Linked DNA regions of Homo sapiens: region 1 is linked to region 2. The links are chromatin loops, found by intact Hi-C in ENCODE. Cell type or tissue: A673. All regions are shown on one strand. Links, peaks and the distances in the headings refer to the core of each region. The heading gives the core; the rest is flanking DNA. Region 1 has its middle 37 kb from the start of LINC03056. Region 2 overlaps LINC03056 (long intergenic non-protein coding RNA 3056).

Region 1 (2,925 bases), core at 309-2,808, 100 kb after region 2:
TGCCAAAATATTTTTAAAGGTTTATTCTGAGCCTATGTGAATGACCATGGCCAAGGGAAACACAGTCTCAGAAGGTCCTGAGAAAGTGTGCCTAAGGTAGTTGAGTTACAGTTTGGTTTTATACATTTCAGGAAGACAGGCATTGCAGATAAAATCATAAATCAATATATGGAAGGTATATATTGGTTCAATGTGAAAAGGTGGGACATCTCGAAACAAGGGGCTTTCAAGTCATAATGGGCTTTAGGGATTCTTTAGTTGGCAATTGCTTGAAAGAGTTAAGCTTTGTCTAAAGACTTGGAGTCAGTATAAAGGAATGCTTAAAGATAAAGAGTTCTGCTATCTGTCATGTGATGCCATACCAGAGTCAGGTTGGAGAGTAAGTCACATTATACTGGGTTAATAAAAGAAACAAAACTTGTTTAACAAAATTTTATGGTTTATAAAATATGACTCCCGAGGACCCTTAGAAAATAATTTGGGCAATAGGGAAAAAAAAAAAGGTCAAAGTTTAGTCCTCAAAAGTAACTCTAAAATGACCAATCTGCTTTTTGTTCTTTGTTTCTTCTTTCTTCAGTCCTTCTCTGTCTATTAAACCAGCCTCTTCTGCTCAGCTAATTGGGATACTTATTCTATTTTGTGGAATGAAGTGAGATTCTAGAATCTCAATAAAGCCAGTTGGGATCTTTAAATTTGTTGTAATTTTGTCTTTTGACATTGCTATTAGATTATATCTCCTTTATCTAACTATACATCTACACAACTGTCCACTCTTCATCAAATCGATGAATATATATATATTATTTTCTTTGGGTCTTCATGTTACATAAAACATATTAAATAAATGTGTATGCTTTTTCTGAAAGCTCTCATGTCACATAGAACTTACATTAAATAAATGTTTATGCTTTTCACTTATTAACGTATCTTTTATTATAGGCACCTCAACCATGAATCTAGCAATGGGTGAGAAATCTTTCCTTTCCTACATATACAAGAGGTATACAAGTTATTATAATTCTGCTTTTCTCGTGTTAATTTGTCTTTTGGTAAGAGGGGATCCCAGCTAAGAACTATGGAGGGTAGAGATAAAATTATCTTTTCTCCCCTACATAGTCAAAATCCTAATTAATTTAGAAGGAAAGGGCAATGGAGAAGCCCCACTTCATTCCTAGACCCAAATAACATCTATGAACCTACTCTGGGTATTGAAGAGTTAGGGGAAAAAACAGGAAATTGCATTTCCTTTCACAGTTGTGTGGGAGCAGAGCAAAGTATGATAGAAAGCCACAGGAAATTGGTGGGCTAGAGCACAGGAAAAAGTAGACAATAGTTCAACTTTTTTAAAGGTCCTATAGTGGAGAGAAAAGAGAAGAAACTCAGCTTGGGCTCAAACAGTGCCCTTAAGGACTTAAGTTAGTGAAAGGCCAGCGTCCTGCTAAGCCTTACCCACTTATCCTCAGCTGCTGAACTCCACCTACTCTTCCTCTTTTCCAGTGAAACCTGGCTTACATTCTTCAACATTTTAGCTGAACAAATCTATTTTTATTCCTTTTTACTTGATACCCTCAATTTCCTAAACTACTATTATTCTAATCACTGTGATATTCAGCAATATTCTGGAATTATAGCAAATTTTCCACAAATACAGAATTCGATATATTTATTATGATTTATTTCTGTTTTACATGTTTTATGTCAGCCTACAGCGTGAATAGGTTCTGTAAACAGAGGACTCGGGGGCTCAGGAGGACTTACCAGTTCCACCCCAGAAGAAGCTTAAATTCAGGAAGGCTTCAATGGGCCCAACCTGGTATCTTAGTGCCAGGTTCAGGCAACTCCTTTGGGGGGTCTTGAGTTTTCTCTGAGCCCCATATTGGGGGGCCAGAAATCAACAACAGAAAAAACAAATTCTGCCAAAATATTTAGAGGTTTGTTAATAAATAGCCTTGCTTGGCTCTCCAGTGAGTCTTTTTGTTCTGTACATTTTTTATTTAGTCACCTCCAGAATAAAAACAACAAAAACCAAACTCTATTCTGAGAACACCCAGCAAGTGATGGCCTTCAGGACATGCCATAGCTAAGGCCATGTTTAGATCTAAATCAAAGAGGAGTCTAAGATCTGGTAAGAACCAACAAGTGTGCTGTCCTTTTAGTGTTAAAACTGGGAACTCACCATTCTTTGACTGGTTGTATTACAAGAAAACAAGGTGAAATTGGCTTGTATGGTTGTCAGACTCCTTGCAACACTTGGGATATGAGTTTCTAACAGGCTATTTTGGAGAACAGAACTCTGAGATGATTTTTATATCCTTCACACTTTCTGGTCTATTTTCATCTCTGTGGCTTCTCCTTAAACAATTATAAGTGCCTGTTGGGGTAGACCCAGCTAGTAAAACGAATGTAAGATTTTGAAAGTTTTCACTTGCCAGTCAATTTCTTTTCTGGGTTCAGTGTTTACTGACACAGACACTAAAGAAATTTTTTTTTAAAGAAACTAACTGGTGTCATCTTGTCTTCACATAGACTTCTACAGCTATAGCTGAGTTTCCGTGATTTTGCTTTTTATTTTTTGCTCATTCATACATGCATAGGCAGAGTTCAGCTTTTATGCTGGTAAGAGGAATTAAACTTACATGTTTACTGAGAATTAAACTTTAAGAGAATAACAAAAGCTCTTGAAAAAAATTGAATATAACAGATGAAACAGTTTCATATTTATATTTCAACATAAGACTTTTAGTTATTGTCAGAAAGTAATGGGAATCCTTCCCATTGTTCACTTATTTAGCCTTATATAATATTCATTTAACTAAGCCCAATATCCAATATCCAGAGATTTACATTTTATTTTTAAGGGAAGACAGTATCATAGTGAGATTATTATACTGCAGAATAATAGCTTTTATACACATGCACATGCAC
Region 2 (2,925 bases), core at 324-2,823:
CCAACATGACTCAGGTAGCCTATCATAGCTCTAATTTCCCAGATGTCTCATGCACTCCAAGAGTTCCGAACACTGTGTGAAAGGGAAGTGTCAGCCACTGCTTGGGGGCATAAAACAGCCAATCTCAGTGATGAAGCAGTCTTCAGGCATGGATTTACCCCCTACGTAATTGAGAATTTGTTTGAGAAGTTATCTATTAGAAAATGTGCTATAATTACTGGGGGTTGTGTGTGTTAAGGAAATTGTCGGGGACCTTGGAATTGCTAGCTGATGACACAACTGGAGAAAGCTATCTTCTCTGTTCTGAATTTTTGTTCATTAAGCAGCCGAAACTACTGATTCATTGTGTATGATTAGGGCATGCAAATAGAGTCATGAATAAAGAGTGCTAAAGATGACCCAGACATTTTTCTTATTAGTGCAGATCTCAAAACATATTCTTTTATGTCTCTACACCATAAGCAATTAGGGTGTATATGCAACATATACCACAAACAATTGCCACTGCCACATAGGATAGACTAGAGGATTTTTACTCTGTGTTCTATTTCACGGCTCAAAATGATTAGAATATTGCTATGCCCTTGTTATGGAAAAAAATTAAATCATACTTCTGCATAAGTTTTATTAAGTAAATTTGCTAAAACCTGATTAATAAGATAGTTTGCCCTCCAAAGTTGAAGACTTAAAAATAGTTTCATTGCTCTACTTTGTGCTTTTGAGGCAAGAGCTAGAACATTAAAGTTGTTCAAAAATAATTTAACAAAAATTTCAGTTTGTTACAAAAATATACCCTTGAAATAGCTTTTAAAAGTCAAGAAGTCTTCCTATATAAATATTTTATTAATGCCACTGTCACACAAATTTTTTCTTTTCTTTTTTTCTTTTTTTTTTGAGACAGAGTCTCACTGTGTTGCCTGGGCTGGAGTGCAGTGATCTCGGCTCACCGCAACCTCTGCCTCCCAGGTTCACGCCATTCTCCTGTCTCAGCCTCCCAAGTAGCTGGGACTACAGGCGCCCGCCACCACGCCCAGCTAATTTTTTGTATTTTTAGTAGAGACGCGGTTTCACTGTGTTAGCCAGGAGGGTCTTGATCTCCTGACCTTGCGACCTCATGATCTGCCCGCCTCGGCCTCCCAAAATGCTGGGATTACAGGCATGAGCCACTGCGCCCGGCCAAATAAAAAATTTTATTATCCAATGTTCAACTTCTAGCTGCAATGACAGACATGAAGGAAGAAAAACTACTTCATCCAAATTTAGTACATATCAAACACAAATTCCCACAAAAAAGGAAAAATTGGCAGTGTATTTGAATTATTTCAAAATAGCATTTCAAAGTTTTATTAAACTTTATGAGCACAAAACATGCTGACCCAGAAAACAATATACCAGGATCCCATGGGAAGGATTTATATGTTTATTATTACATTTGTTAATCACAGTCTGGGGAAATATAATTGCCATTTTCTTAAAAAATAGAGATTAGAGTTGTAAAACAAAGTAACTTATAAATCTTTGGATAAATAAAGGTTTAATGTGACAGAAAACCAAGTGCAGTCCTTTGTTGTTGTTTCCAGCTCTACCCCTCATTCATGTCAAATTGAGCAGTCACTTATGCTGTTTTTCAATTTTCCCATCTGCAAAATGAGGAGAAAGGCTTTGCTGTCTCATGGGAATACTGTATTATGTTGCTTCCTCTCCAGTTCTTAAAACTAAGACTGAAACCAAGGCTGCTACTTCCTTGGTGTGATTCATGATTTGAGAGGTTTTGCAAGGGTACTACACCCTAAAATATTTTACTCATTATCACGGGTATCATCCCCAGGGGCTCAAAGCAAATAGGTTATCTAGAAGTCTCCCACATTGTATCACCATCACCTGTTCTTACTTTTCTTTTTTAATCAAGAAATAGTTTAATCATGAGAAAAAATCCAGGGGACAATGTCACAGCAGAAAATGGCAAAATTACACTGGCATCTGTGTTCACAATGAGAGGGAAAGTTGACAGATTCTGGAGGCACATTTTTCCCATTTAAGAATTTTGCCGAAAGCTGTTCATGCTTGAAACGTGAGCCTAGAACTCTAGAATTCTATACACCATTAGACTAAACTGAGCAAATGAAATAAACATTATGGAGCCTCTCCTATGTGCCAGGCATCATGTCAGGCTCTGAAGAATTTTTTTAAAAACTACATACAATAACACAAAGATGAATAAGATACAGTGGTTGCCCATGAGGAACTCGATATGCTATAGCAGTTCAACTTCAAAACATTCAAGGAAGACTATTCTGAAGTAGAAAGGTGGTTACCAGAGGATGGGGGTGAAGGGGTGGAATATTGACCAAAGGGTACAAACCTGTAGTTGTAAGATGATTAGTTCTGGAGACTTAATGTATAGTATGGTAAAAATTAATAGTAATGTGTTGTATATGGGTAATTTGCTAAAAGAGTAGGTCTCAAGTGTTCTTACTACCCACACACACAAACGGTAACTATACGTGGTGATGGATATGTTAATTAACTTGATGTAATTATTTTACAATGTATACATATATCAAAACATCACGTTATACACCTTTAATGTATGCAATTTTAATTTGTCAATTATACCTCAGTAAAGCTAGGGGGTAGGAAAGAAAAAATATTTCATTTGTTTACTTGAGATTGTTTATAAAGTGTTTTTGGTTAATTTACTACTAGGAAAACAAAGGTATGAAAAATCATTCCCCACCTTAGCTAAGATTTAGGAGTTTTCTTTTTGTTGGGAATCCTGGAAGCATTCTTCTCTTCCTATTTCTTCCCTTAAAAGCTAAAATTTCAAAGTACATTTTTGCTACAAGATGTAAAAATGTAGTCAATTGGTTTTATATTCAATAAACAGCACAGCATGACAATAAGCAAAATGCGCAGTTTAGCTCT

The links. A loop is a pair of places that touch in the nucleus more often than their neighbours do. Peaks named below come from ENCODE experiments on the same cell type or tissue, not always from the same donor. Only the 100,000 strongest peaks of a DNase experiment are listed, where the experiment ranks them.
Region 1: it touches region 2 in a loop (2.3-fold over the local background); 2 of 110 quality-filtered maps call a loop at or near these places.

Annotation. Positions count from the first base shown.
Region 1 is chr12:63,409,068-63,411,992 of GRCh38, forward strand. No RefSeq gene overlaps it. Among named protein-coding and RNA genes, the nearest start is that of LINC03056, 37 kb to the left of the region's middle. In A673, for the core only: no CTCF peak of the experiment used is centred there; a DNase peak (open chromatin) is centred at 1,324; H3K4me3 peaks cover 972 bases; H3K27ac peaks cover 2,438 bases.
Region 2 is chr12:63,304,984-63,307,908 of GRCh38, forward strand. All of the region lies in intron 1 of LINC03056 (long intergenic non-protein coding RNA 3056), which reads right to left. Among named protein-coding and RNA genes, the nearest start is that of LINC03056, 67 kb to the right of the region's middle. In A673, for the core only: no CTCF peak of the experiment used is centred there; a DNase peak (open chromatin) is centred at 1,678.